Linked DNA regions of Homo sapiens: regions 2 and 3 are each linked to region 1. Evidence: chromatin contacts called from ENCODE Hi-C or POLR2A ChIA-PET data. All regions are on one chromosome and are shown on one strand. Each heading gives the region's core, a stretch centred on a gene start or an enhancer-like site at or near the end of the contact. The rest is flanking DNA. Distances are from core to core; before and after follow the strand shown. Region 1 holds the start of SMC6 (structural maintenance of chromosomes 6). Region 2 holds the start of ODC1 (ornithine decarboxylase 1). Region 3 holds the start of LPIN1 (lipin 1).

Region 1 (4,555 bases), core at 1,239-3,738:
TTAAATTGATTTAGCTTACTTATTTGAATCAACAAAGTCAGAACACATAGCAAACCACTTCATAAGCAATGGACTTCAGATAGGAAGCCTAGGATTTGGGTTTTGAATATACCACTGATTAGGTGTATGACCTTGGGAAGACATTTAACCGTTCTACAAAATGACAGGTATTAAACCAGATGCATTACAAGATTCTAATATCTGTAATCTAGTATTTAATATTTGAATTGCATGACCAACTGGTAGCATGGAATAAAAAAAAATCACTCTATTTCAGAAAGTATTGCTTGGTATAATAGAAAGAACATAAATTTCCATCTTAAAGGACTTAAGAATCCACTTCCAGTTAAAACAAAAACAAGTCCTTTGATGTAACCATATGGTGCCCATAAATCAATTTAAGTTCCTAAAACTTCCTTAAAAGCTAATAAGCTTTTATTGGTTAATTATAAAACTGAATGAGGTGAGAAAAACACAGAACCTTGTTAATTTCACTAATGAATCAAATTTAAAGAACATAAAGAGGTCAGGGGCTTAACTGATGCAAAAATACACACTTTATTAAAGCAAGTTTTGCAATTTAGTTCAGCTTTAAGAAAAACATTAGAAAATTTACTTCGGAAAAGCAGAAAATGCTTAAATTTCCCAATTTCCATTTAGATGAGTATATATTCATATAAAGACTGGTAAATGGTGAAAACTATTTCAATGCAAGATTATATTTTAAGGGATTTACCACATAATCTCAGTAACTAATGCTGTTCTTTAAAATTATTTTTTCAATTTTATTTTCATATGAATTTAGCCTAAACGTTGAGGCATACTTCACGTTTATCAATAAATACTTATTAAATGTCTACTATTTAACAGGAAAGCTTTATAGGTGCTGGAGATACAATAATGGAAGATCAAGCCCTGCATTTAAAGACCTTAGTAGGGTAAGTGAGACTGCAGATAAAAAGGGCTTAAGAGGTAAGAAAGCAAGCTATAGTTGTATTTAGGAAAAAAGGTCCCCCACTTAGGAATCAAGGAACGGTTCCTGAAGCAAGTGACATGTAAGTAGGGACCTCCCAACCGTGTTTCCCATTGGTTACAACAAGGCCAGATGTTTTGGTCTATTTTGACTATGTCATATTTTTCGTTGATCCATGGCAAGGGCCACAGTAGGAATATAATATATATGTGATTACTTTTAGAAATAAAAAGTGACTTTGATGTAAAGAATTCCATTACCGGAGGCCAGAATTTCAACATCAATTTATTTGGAGGTGGAGTGAGGTGGCAGTCAATGCATTATTTTCCCCACACAGAAGAGAAGATTTTGGAGTATGAAAAGTAGGTTACTTGTTAGGTCAGCATATTCATGGGAAGGGTTGTGTAAAGACTGAAGCGGGAGTGTGGGGTTGAGAAGGGCGCTGAAACCTAAGCCAAGGAAGTTAAGACTTCATTACTTCTGACGTTTATTTAGGGGGTTTACACTCTAGGTTACCGTGGGGGAAAGACTGATTGTAAATAACTACAATACCTTAAAGTAATTACTATAACAGAACTATATCCGAAATACAAGGTTAACACGGAAAAGGGAACACCCAACTGTGCCTATGGGGACCAGGGAGGGCTCTCCCGGGATGGCTTTGAGCGAGGCGTGGGAATTATCCCCATCGCATGCCCGGGGGAAGCACAGCGGGACCCAGCAGCTTCGGCCAAGCGCAAGCGGCCGGAGAACGCGCAGCTTTCCCGAGGCGGGGTGACGCAGGGCCCTCGCGAGTGGAAAACAGGGGCCAAGTCGCGGCCTGGCGGCTCGGTTCGGACTTCCTACTTTATTCAAAGGGAGTCATTGAAGGCGTTTTCGGAGGAGCAGCGAACAAAGAGCTCGTCCGTAAGCCAGATGGTCAAAGGAATCAGTGGGAGGACCCGGGCGGCGCCGTCTCTCCACGTCCCGCGGGACTTACCCGGACAACCCTTCCTCCTTGGCTCTGGAAGAAGCCCCTTCGTCATTTACCAGTTTGGCCTGAATCCTAACTACTGTGCCTCCAAATTTCTGAATTTTCTCAAAAGGAAAAAAAAAAAGGAAAGTCCTCTTTCTTTACCCAAGCAAAGACTAGCTCCCCGGGCTCAACCGCCAGGCCCAGGAGCACCAGGAAGCGTTTCGAATCCAGCGCCGGGCCCGCGCGGCCCCGCCTCTTCCGGGAAGTGACTGACCCCTTTCCCCCAATGGGGCCCGCTCGGCTTTCCCTTGCCGGCTCCCAGCCGGCCTAGCGGACGCATGCGTAGACCAGCTGCCGGGGGCGCTCAATTATCTTTCCCTTTTACTTAGGCAAATCACTCACCTCCCCCGAGTCCGGTCACTGCGGAGCCGCCCGTGCCTACCAGCTTCCCCCACCCGCTAAGGGGCACTTCCGGCCTCTCAGACTCCGGCGGCGCGAAACCCCGCAACTGCGCAGGCGCGGGCGGAGCCCGAAGGGAGGGAGGGCGGGGCGCAGGCGCGGTTAGTACCGCGGTGGGCGCCGGGGCTCCCGGGAATCTACCTTCTCCTGCGGCCGGCACGCGGTTCCCAGGGGGCCAGCGGCGGTCAGCCGAGGTCGAGACGCCCGCAGGGTGGCCTTAGCGGCCGGTCGTACCACGGCAGCCCCGCCGATCAGGTTCCTTTGGGAGACTTCGACTTGTTGGCGGTAGGGTGAAGGCGCGCGCTGTCGCTTTCCCTTGCTCCGGGGTTCATCCTCCGCCCGCTGCCCCCTTGGCTGGCGACCCCCAGCCACCCGGGAGAGGCAGGGTCAGCTGAGCTGCGGCGGTGTTCATGGTCGTCCTTGCGGGCCCGGGCGGGAGATGTCCGTTCCTCGGGCGGGTCGGGCGGCCGGCGGCACCTTCGCGCGCTCTCCGAGGCGGCACCGGTCTCCTGAGCCGCGGGAAACCTGGCGTCTGCTCCGGGCCGTCCCCTCCCAGGCGGCCGTCCCCTCCCAGGCGGCCGTCCCCAGACTCTCCCGGGCTGTGGCGAATAACTGTAAAGCGGGGAGAGGTCTGGGGAAAGCTGGGGTAGGGAGTGGCTCTTAGCATGAGTCTGATGATATCTCGCAGGCGGCAACTGGTGTGTTTAAAGGGTGTATGCAAAGATCACTGAAATCGGATTTGTCATTAAAGCCCAGTTTTACGAAAATGCAAATTGTATTACCTAGAAAAATTAACATGTGTTCAAAGGTTTACTGATGGCATTTCTCTGCCCTCATTTCTTACAGAAATGAACCGGAGAAGAATCCCAATTGGGAATTGCGGAAAACAGGACTCTAGGGTAGAGAAAGGTTGTAGAACCAATAGGGTTTGAGGTAATACTGTGAAAATTCTTAGAGCAATCATTTGGTGTTTGAGCCCTCAAGACAGAAGTTTTGTGAGCGCTTATTACTCTGCATATGTCACGAGTAGTAGATTAAAAGCCAGTGTTTTAAAGGCAAACTTCTCAGTAATATATATTCAAAGGAAAAAAGAAAAACCCAAATCTCCTGACTTTTATATGGTTGCAGTGTGATCTTTTAACATGTACAATAGTATATACAGTGGCATGCAGTTTGTTCCATGGGTGTGTGGGTAGAGAGGGAACATATTAGAACTTCTATTTAGATTTATTTCATTTGATTTCTACGTGAAACATAGGGTATTAATTTTATGTTGGAACATGTATTTCAAATTTCTTTTGCTTAATGGGTGCAAGTACAAAACGTTTGGAGGCCACTAGTATATTGCCTAAAAGCGTGTATTTATATCACAAAAAGCCAGAATTGTGTGACTCTGAGCAGGTTGGTACCACCTCTTTAAGTTTCAGTTCTTCTTATGCAAGTTGGAAGAAATAATACAGTTATCAGTGCATCCTCTGTATCCGTGGACTCAATCAAGGGACTGAAAATATTTCAGAGGAAAAAAAGTGGATGGTTGCACAGACTTTTTTTTGTTCTTGTCATTATTCCCTAAACAGTACAGTATAACAACTATTCACATAGCATTTGCATTGTGTTAGGTTATATAAGTAATCTAGAGATAACTTTTAAGTATGTGGGGAGGTTATATGCAAATATGACACCATTTCATATAAGGGACTTGAGCATCTGTGGATTTTGGTATCTGAGTGAGAGAGAGGGGCTGTCATTTTGGAACCAATTCTTAGGGATTGACTGTACCTAGCTGACAGGATTCTTAAATATGTGGACACAGAGAGGAAGAGAAAGTTATGTAGTTATATATCGACATCTGTCTGCAATCCGTATAAACCAGTTAGTATTGAGCCTGGCAAAAAGTACACAAGTCATGTTAAAGGTATTACAGTGAAAAACAAGTTTTATTCCCCAAAGGTTTATTTTACTGAGTGTATTTTACTGAATCTGTAGAATTTTATGTAAAACCTACCTAAATCTTGACTGTCATTTTTAGACCAAAGTTAGGAAAAATAATTAAAGCTGTACTTGGCTTACTTTTAGGAATTAGTAAGTAACTCAAAATTTTACCGTGATAGCTTGCATTATATTTAAGACACAATTAAATGCCATAGTTCTTTATACACAACGATAAG
Region 2 (4,555 bases), core at 126-2,625, 7.3 Mb after region 1:
CTTTGTAGCTATAAAGATATGTAAGGATCCTTGGGTTATCTGAAGCCCAGAGAAGGGAGATAACTTGTCCAAGAGCACACAGCAAGTTGGGGGCAGCGCTGGGCCAGTGCTCTGAGCTCCTCCAACCCCGCCCCCACCCACCCAAGGCTAGATCTAGATCTACCCACTCCTCTCCTTAACTCTTCATCGGCTGTACTCCCACCCTAAGGAGTCGAAATCCCCACCCTAGGGAGAGACATATCCTGTCTGGATTGTCCAAAAGGGAATGAAAGGTAAAAATGAAAAAAAAAAAAAAAAGTGTCCCCAATTCAAGTGCAGTGCCTCCCTGGTGCGGGCATTCCAGCGTGGCCTGGAGTGAGTGGCAGTCCACCTCCAGAGGCGTCCCCTGGGCGCTCCTAGGGACTCGAATTTCCCACGCGGCTTTTTGCTTTATGTATTCACTGTTTAGACGTTTTCGGTCAAAGCATTTTGGGACTTCCGTAACTCTCAGAGCGCGCCAGGGAGCCGCCCTTAAAGATACCTAGTTACTGATGAGTTCCATCCGGTAAAGCAGAGGGTAGTGGGCGGCTTGGAGACTCAGGATCCGGGTCCCCTCACGCTCCTGGCTGAGTCCCTGGCTTCACAGGGGAAACTACCTCCGCAGGCCAGGACCCATCTAGTTACAGGATACCTCGATGTTACAAAGACGAGGCTTCCAGCGCGGGGGCGTGGAGGCGGCTGCCAGCCCTGCCCGCAGCGTGCTGGCGACCCCCGGGACGCCCCTTCCCTCCCGCGCCTCTGCTCCCTAGCTGGTGGGAGCAGAGCGGCACCGGGATCACTTCCAGGTCCCTTGCACCGGAGGAATGGGCGGCAGCAGGGTCCGGAGTCGGCCCGGCGGGGCCCACGTGGCCAGCACATCGGTCCTCCGCTCGCGATTTCCCTTTTCCGCTCTCGGGCACGAGGTACTGAACGCCAGGTGGAAGCACAGCTGTGCAGCTACAGGCTCTGCCGTTCAGCTGCCGCGGGCCGGGGCCGGGGCCTGCGGCGTCGTGCGCGTGCGCGGACCAGTTCCAGGCGGGCGAGACCGCCGCAGGGCGGGGCGGGGCGAGGCGGCCGCAGGGCGGGGAGGGCGGGGAGAGGCGGCCGCAGGGCGGGGAGGGCGGGGCGCGAAGCCGGGGGCGGGGGCCACGCGTGGGGCAGGCGGTGCTCGGCTCGGCTGACGTCGGCCCGCCGGCGCCCCACCAGCTCCGCGCGGGCCCGGGTTGGCCACCGCCGGGCCCCCGCCCCTCCCCCGGCGGTGTCCCGGCCGGAACCGATCGTGGCTGGTTTGAGCTGGTGCGTCTCCATGGCGACCCGCCGGTGCTATAAGTAGGGAGCGGCGTGCCGTGGGGCTTTGTCAGTCCCTCCTGTAGCCGCCGCCGCCGCCGCCCGCCGCCCCTCTGCCAGCAGCTCCGGCGCCACCTCGGGCCGGCGTCTCCGGCGGGCGGGAGCCAGGCGCTGACGGGCGCGGCGGGGGCGGCCGAGCGCTCCTGCGGCTGCGACTCAGGCTCCGGCGTCTGCGCTTCCCCATGGGGCTGGCCTGCGGCGCCTGGGCGCTCTGAGGTGAGGGACTCCCCGGCCGCGGAGGAAGGGAGGGAGCGAGGGCGGGAGCCGGGGCGGGCTGCGGGCCCCGGGCCCCGGGCACGTGTGCGGCGCGCCTCGCCGGCCTGCGGAGACACGTGGTCGCCGAGCGGGCCACGACCTTGAGGCGCCGCTTCCTCCCGGCCCGGGGTTCTCCCGCGGCTGGATAAGGGTGATCCGGGCGCCTCGTTCTGCCCCCGTCTTCACAGCTCGGGGCTGGAGGGGCCTAGGGGAGACCCACCCGGAGACCCTGCGGCCCCGCGCCGGCCTCTTTCCCAACCCTTCGGCGGCCGCGCGCTGGCCGGGGAGCCGTTGGGGAGGCCCTGGCGGCCGCGCAGCAGGTGCAGGGGCGCAGAGCCCGGGCTCGCCTTGGTACAGACGAGCGGGCCCCGGCCTTGGCGCCTTCAGTTTCCTTCCAGTTTTTATTTTCGCTGTGTCTACAGAGCAGATGACACCAATTTGGAAACCCGCGAGAGTGGGTAGAGCTAAGATAGTCTTGCTGTAGTAGCTGTGATATTAGATGCTCGGCCATGACTTAGAGGTGTTTATTTAAGGACTGTGAATGACTCGGTGATTTCGGAAAAGCTTGGCTTAGATGAACGGACATACACAGGGGAGACAGCCCTAAGGTTTGCAGAAAAGGCTGATTGTGCTGTTTGCGAAGTCGAAATAATTGGTGAAAGTGTAGAAGGCAGAACCTCTCAGGAATGTCTGGGGAGGACAAAGAATGTGTTGGCTGACTTTGTTTAAACATAAAATTGGGCAGACTTTAATTGATTTGTGAAATTTTTTTCAAAGTTTGTTTGAATTAGCCCCTATCTCTTCTAACATTATCCTCTTGTGCTAATTGATTGACCATTTTAAATAACTTAGCTGTTACAGAAAGACCGAAAGGTGTTCTTCAGTAAAATATATTCAAGTAAGTTACTTAAGTAACGCCTTAAAAGATACAGAAAAGCAAAAAAGTATTGGCGTATTAAAAAGAAATCAAAACTTTCCAAGTTTAGGCCTGAACATTGCCTTAAAAATATTTAATAAGGCCTCAAATGACCCAGTCCGAGACTGCATGAGCCTATTTATTATTAAATTGTAAATATTCTTCATATAAACAAAAATATATAACCATGTCTGTAACAAAAATGGTTTTGCTAGCGTTGTTACTCTCTTCCCTTCTCCGAGGGGTGATTTAGGCAACTTCGGAGGTTGACAATGCCAAGCAGTCACAATAGATAGAGCTTTAAAGCAAATTCTATGCATGGGTTTGGATTTATGACAGGCCCGTCACCCTGGGCCTGTCATAGTACCCCATGCCAGAGCAAACTGTGTCCCCGAACCATTGCCTGGCCTCTGTGCCCGTAGGCTGCTGGCACTGAAGTGGGTTGCACAGTGGAAAAGAAGAAAGCTCTACCTGGCAGAAATTTTTAAAGGTTAAAATAAATAATTTTAAGAAAGCTGGTTCACAAGGTGCCACATTTGATGAAAGCAAAATACAGTGGCTTTTATTGTTACTAGAGTGATGTTCTTGCTTGTTTTTCTTTTTTGGTGAAGTTAGCCCCAAATTATTCTCATAGCTAAGCAAATACGAGAGTGACTGTAAGGACAGTTGGCATTCCCGGAATTGCTAAACTTGGTAGGCAACGCTGGTTTAAGAATACTGAGTTCTAGCCGGGCGTGGTGGCTCACGCCTGTAATCCCAACACTTTGGGAGGCTGAGGCAGGCGGATCACCTGAGGTCGGGAGTTGGAGACCAGCCTGACTAACATGGAGAAACGCCATCTCCACTAAAAATATAAAATTAGCCAGGCCCCGGGTGTGGTGGCACATGCCGGTAATCCCAGCTACTCGGGAGACTGAGGCAGGAGAATCGCTTGAACCCAGGAGGCGGAGGTTGAGGTGAGCCGAGATCATGCCATTGCACTCCAGCCTGGGCAACAAGAGTAAAACTCTGTCTCAAAAAAAAAAAAAAAAAATACTGAATTCTGATCAGGTAACAGCAACTGTAATACAATGTGATAAGTTGACTTGAAGATTACAGTTTTTAAGAAGTATATACCCAGCTAATACATGAAAATTAACTCGTAAAATCTCAAATGCTCCAGACATTTCCATGATGCCTGTTGGTCAGTAAAAATCATTCTAAGACTTAGTGGAAGTAGGAAATGTTTGTATGGCTGTGTATAAAGGCTATAATGTAATCCCAGCACTTTGGAAGACCGAGGCGGGTGGATCACCTGGGGTCAGGAGTTTGAGACCCACCTGGACAACGTGGTGAAATCCTGTCTCTACTAAAAACACAAAAATTAGCCGGGCATGGTGGCAGGCGCCTGTAATCCCAGCTGCTGGGGAGGCTGAGGCAGGAGAATCGCTTGAACCCGGGAGGCAGAGGTTGCAGTGAGCCAAGATTGCACCGCTGCACTCCAGCCTGGGTGACAGCGTGAGACTCTGTCTCAAAAAAAATAAAAAAGTCTATAATGCTATTTTAAGTTTCTAAGGAACTGAAACTGCTCTGAAATAAATCAGACCATTATAAGACTTTTTTCCATATCAGTGAGCTAAGTGCAGATAAGCTTCTGAAACTTGCATGCTAGATTTTTTTGGTACAAATATTTGAAATGCTTAGTGTGCTGCCTTGGAAAAACCTGGTATTTTTTGTTGTGTCCTTATACTGCCAAGGTTTATGGAATCATGTACCTTATGCCTAGTAATAATTAGGATGACCAGGCCAGTGAGTGGTTCATATCCGGGGCATGATTAGCTCTGCGTGTGCTCAGCCAGTGCCCCATCTTCAACTCGATGTGTTCCTAAGGTAGACAGCAAATTCCCTATTTTATTTCTCAGATTGTCACTGCTGTTCCAAGGGCACACGCAGAGGGATTTGGAATTCCTGGAGAGTTGCCTTTGTGAGAAGCTGGAAATATTTCTTTCAATTCCATCTCTTAGTTTTCCATGTAAGTAT
Region 3 (4,555 bases), core at 902-3,401, 6.0 Mb after region 1:
CATTGGCAGGCTTGCCCAAATCAATTAACCTCATTTAGGTACCTTTTAGGCCTTGAACCCAGTACACAGATGGTCCGGAAAAGCCAACCGGAAGAGAGGTGGCAGGCAGGGGGAGGGGGTGTCCCACAGGGATGATTTACAGAGCAGAGGCCGGCGTCAGCCAGGACTGTCCCAACCCCACAAAGAGCCCCTCCTCGCTGGCACCCTGTGGCACTTTAAAATCATAACAACCACAATGATTCGTGGACCCCATATTATGTTCCAGGGGCTCTTTTTTATCTCAATTAATTTTTGCAACAATCCTGTGAATGGGTATGATTATCCCTTCATTTTACAGATGGGAAAACTGAGGCTCAGAGGATTGAAGTCTTCTGCCCAAGTTCTACATCTGTGAGTGGTCAGAACAACAACTGCAAAGCCCAGTGCTCTGTGCCGGCCTCGGCGCATCTCAGACCACGGTGGCCTCAGGACCTTCTTCTGAAATATCTTTTCATCTCCTGACCCTCCCCTGCCGTCTGTTCTGGGCCCTTTGTGCAGCTGACCACGCAAAGAGCAGGAGAGCAGGACCCACAGACTTCCTTCTGGCTGGGCCAGGCCAATTGTCCCCACCTAATCCAGGGCAGGCTCCTTCTCAGTCACTTCCAAGGTCCCCCCTACAACCAGGAATCCCTGCGGTCTCTCACCTGAACCCTCGCGTTCTCTCCCACACCACAAGACTCAGCAGGTCCGCCCCTTGTCCCCCTGTGCTTTTCTAAAAGAAAGGAACTGCTGATAAGCGAGACCTGGGTGGGTGAAAGAACTCGCTCAGGGTCCCACAGAGCTCAGGCAGAGCCCAGACCTCCCGACCCGAGTCCAGGGCTATATCCAGGCCTGGCTCCACAGGACCACAGGGCCCCACATGCAAATAGGAATAATAAGCGCCAAAACACACAACCCATGCACAAAAACACTCAATAACAAATGCTGGCAAACGTGAAGTGCTATCAAAGTATATAATCATAAATCCAACTGTTACACCTTTCAACAAGAATCTGGGAGCAAGAAAAGTGTTCATGTGTGGATGTGCTTATTTCTCAAATACTATACATTCCTCAACTGCTTACTTTCATTAATAAGACCCAAATTACGGAACAAAGGATAAACAGTCAATCTCACAATCACTACCCCTAGACCACCATACCACAACACCCCCAATTAAAAAAACGGCTACAAGCTTTGATTTCCCAAAACACTTCTATCCTGTGGGAAACTGCCGGGTTCTAAAACATCTCCAAATTAATACTGCCAGTTGTCTTAGTTGGTTTCCTGCTTGCTGATCAAAAACAGGGTTGACATCTGCTTTCTCCAGCAACTACTGACCACACAAATTACCTACTCTAGCTCCACAGCACTTAAGTTACTCCCAAAACGTTACTTCTCATCCTGCATTTTCCTGGCCTTGCCCATAATAAAATTACGTGCAGGAGCAGCTGACGGAGCTCACTAGGCCTAGCACCTCCTAGGCTGCAAGAAAGGTGCAGAGGCCTCGCAGGGGAGAGCTGTAATATGAGAACCGGGATTCCAACCTGGGCTCAGCCTGCCCTGCCGCCCGGCAACTGTATGACCTTGGGCACAGAGGTCAACCTCCCTGAGCCTCAGTTTCCTCAACTGCAGCGCTGGAATCCTAACTCCGGGGGAAAGAAAGGCTCTCATCCCAGTCCCCGGCGCAAAGCTGGGGATGATCGCGCAGAGCCAGGACGCACCCGCGCTGGCCGGCTGGAGCTAGTCCCCGCGGTTCTGGGACTGCGCGGCAGCCCCCAGTGGCCCCTACGCCGCTCGAGATCAGCCAAGCCGGGCCCACACCGGGCCTCGCGGCGCGTCAGGAAAGCCAGGCCCGAGGGATGCTCGCGAGGCCCTCCCGGCCTCCGGGGCCTGTTTCCCCGCCTCCCTCCCCCGAACCACTTCCCGTAGAGGGCCCCGGGGACGTAGCCCGGCCGTCGGTCCTCGGGCCCCGGGGCCGAGCCCCCGCCTCGCCACGCGTCCTCAGCGCCCCGGCGCCGCGCCCCGCCCCGCCTAACCCGAGGCTGCGGCCCCTGCTCCACAGCGGGAGGCTGGAGGCGGCGGCTACTCACCGAGCGGCGCCGCGCGTGGCCGCCTTTGTATTGCAAACACCCAGCCCGCCGCCGGCTGTCAGCGCAGCTCGCCTTCGGGGGCGGGGCAGGGGCGGGGGCAGAGGGCAGGGGCGGGGCAAGCGGGGCGGTGCGAGGGGGACTCGGGACGCGCTGGTGGCCCGGCTGCTTTCAGGGCCTGCTGGCCGGCCCTGCCCGCTCACCCCTGGCCGCCTATCTTAGCGTTCCTGGGGGTGGGGCCCCTTAGGCCGCCTTTCTGATTTTCCTTTCCAGAGCCAAACTCGTGTGTTTCTTCAACACTCTGACTTGACCTATGCCGATGACTGGGGGAGTGAGGACGGAGGGGTGCAGAGAAAAGGCAGCCAGGTAAAAGTCCAGGTAAACCACCCAGGGCCTGGCCGCGATCACGTCGGTCCTATGGGTCCCGCTTATCACCAGTGGCGGGATCTGAGCCCGTCCTTGACTTTACTGACCCTCGCCCTTCGTTTCTTCCACCTTAAAGGCGCAATCGCGTTGACCTATCGCCATCTCTTCTTAGCTTCTCCACGCCGGGCCACCCCTGTCCTTCATCCTGATGGTGACAGCCTCCACTCCCGCCTCTGCCAAGCGGTGGTCCAGGTGCGGAACGGTGGCTCTGAACAGGAGGGACAGGCAGCTCCCTGCGCCTCTCCAGCCGGGAGGCAGGCAGCGGATAAACAATGAGCCACATAACGTCTGGTGGTGAAATGATTTCCATCAATGGGAGGGTGTCATATTTGAACTGAAACTCTAAATGACAAGAAACACCTATGACTACAAAGATGGGGAGGAGGCAGGGCTTTCTGGAGAGCAGAAATGGCAGGTGCAAAGGTCCTGGGGCCGGTGCTGTGGGCTGGAGGGAAGGCAGGGGCCAAATATTCAGGTCTTGTAGGCCAAGGCAAGGAGTTTAGGTATTATTTAAATGTTATTCCAAACCAATTCTTTTTGAGACAGGGTCCCACTCTGTCACCCAAGCTACAGTGCAGTGGCACAATCTCGGTTCACTGCAGCCTTCACCTTCTGGCCTCAGGCAATCCTCCTGCCTCAGCCTCTCAAGTAGCTGGGACCACAGGTGCATGCCACCACGCCCAGCTAATTTTTCAAACTATTTGTAGAGACCAGGTCTCCCTATGTTGCCCAGGCTGGTCTCAAACTGCTGGGCTCAAGCAGTCTTCCCACCTTGGCTTCCCAAAGTGCTGAGATTACAGGTGTGAACCACCACGCCTGGTCCAAAAAGAATTTTAAACCTGGGAATTATATGATCTAATTTACTTCTTTAAAAAGTCACCCCTCCACTCCATGGAAAATGGACTGCAGGAGTAGAAGCCAGCAGACAGGTGGCACTGCAGGAAACCGGGGGACATGATGGTGGCTCAGATTACAGGGGCTACTCAGCAAGAAGCGGAAGGACTTCAGAGAGATTTGGAGGCAAAACCCACAGGCTTACTGATGAATGGAACCGGTGGAGGTGTGTGATGCGATACTCAAAGGCAAGTCTCAGTGTGGAGATGGAACCGCTGCTCTGCTGAGATGCAGAGGGCCAGGGAGGAGGCCAGCTTAGAAACAGCATCGAATGCGGCAGCTTAGTGAATTGGATAAGCCAGCAAGCTTGAGATAGATGTTTGGGGACAGCTGCTTGGAGAGCTTTGTCCAGGGGCGCGGCTCCCGTCCATCTGGTCAAGTGTGGACACGCTCCCGCTGGGCTTGGGGCAGCTCCTATCTAGGCAGCCTGTCCCATGCTGACATTGCAGACGTGGGAGCTACACAAAGAGAATCTTGCAGTTTGTAGGTGAGCTACCTCCACAGGGGTTTTCTCAGAGACCAGAGTTTCAAGTGCATCACGGCTGCCCAAAACTGCTGAGGTTGCAAGGCCCCAGAAGGAAGCCCTCCTGCACCCTCCCCTCCCACCTCCAGGGAGGAGCTGGCCTGGGAAGAAGTCTACTCTATGTGGAAAGGCTTTCCAGGAAGCCAGTCCAACTTCAGGCCACTTAAGTTTATTTTTTGTGTAAAATAAGTCCATTATTCAAATGTGGAGATGGGAGGTCTGAAAATATAGGACAATTCAACTCAAAGCCCTCATTCTGAAAATGATGAGCTGGGGGGCCCAGCACGGCTAGGGTCAGCTCTGATGAGCAGGGTCTGGCTGGATTCAGAGCAAATTAGGTCCCGCTGCTGCCCAGCCTACCACCTCGGGGAAGGCCAAGGGTTGGGGGGAGCCTTTTGTATAAACAAGCAATGAGAAGAAAACACTCACTAGATCACAGTGCACTCCCAGGCGATAAACGAAACCGGACTTTCCAAAGCCCTGGCGCTTTTGATCAGGCACTGGCTGGAGTCCCCCTGGGAGGGCCCTTGGCTGTGCTATCAGCAACCAGGCCTGACTGAGCAGTGACTCAGCCAGGAGAGCTGAGGCGATCCCCCTGGCCAAT

What was found. A loop is a pair of places that touch in the nucleus more often than their neighbours do. ChIA-PET counts read pairs that join two places held with the same protein, here RNA polymerase II (POLR2A). Pooled maps may share reads with other maps.
Region 2: a loop to region 1 is called in a map with no recorded cell type, with 22 times the contacts of the local background. The contact joins the promoter of ODC1 here to the promoter of SMC6 in region 1. A Hi-C loop is called at or near these places in 2 of 37 single-sample maps with no recorded cell type and 4 of 50 pooled maps.
Region 3: a loop to region 1 is called in a pooled map, with 5 times the contacts of the local background. The contact joins the promoter of LPIN1 here to the promoter of SMC6 in region 1. A Hi-C loop is called at or near these places in 4 of 37 single-sample maps with no recorded cell type and 7 of 50 pooled maps. POLR2A ChIA-PET finds 5 or more read pairs at or near these places in 4 of 52 experiments (activated B cell, activated CD4-positive, alpha-beta T cell, activated T-cell and 1 more).

The regions. Positions count from the first base shown.
Region 1 is chr2:17,751,743-17,756,297 of GRCh38, reverse strand. SMC6 (structural maintenance of chromosomes 6) reads left to right here and starts at 2,488. Exons shown (of 28, transcript NM_001142286.2): 1 at 2,488-2,672; 2 at 3,234-3,320. GEN1 (GEN1 Holliday junction 5' flap endonuclease) reads right to left here and starts at 2,160. Exons shown (of 14, transcript NM_001130009.3): 1 at 1,953-2,160. RefSeq lists silencers at 2,373-2,512, 2,653-3,012.
Region 2 is chr2:10,445,147-10,449,701 of GRCh38, reverse strand. It overlaps ODC1 (ornithine decarboxylase 1), which reads left to right and starts at 1,375. Exons shown (of 12, transcript NM_002539.3): 1 at 1,375-1,581; 2 at 4,438-4,547. It overlaps SNORA80B (small nucleolar RNA, H/ACA box 80B), which reads left to right and starts at 2,853; the gene lies at 2,853-2,988. RefSeq lists silencers at 505-1,984, 3,209-3,438 and an enhancer at 2,105-2,194.
Region 3 is chr2:11,744,228-11,748,782 of GRCh38, reverse strand. It overlaps LPIN1 (lipin 1), which reads right to left and starts at 2,151. Exons shown (of 21, transcript NM_001349206.2): 1 at 2,112-2,151. LOC124907735 (a long non-coding RNA gene) reads left to right here and starts at 3,324. Exons shown (of 2, transcript XR_007086220.1): 1 at 3,324-4,555. RefSeq lists enhancers at 228-899, 3,411-3,984 and a silencer at 1,903-2,472.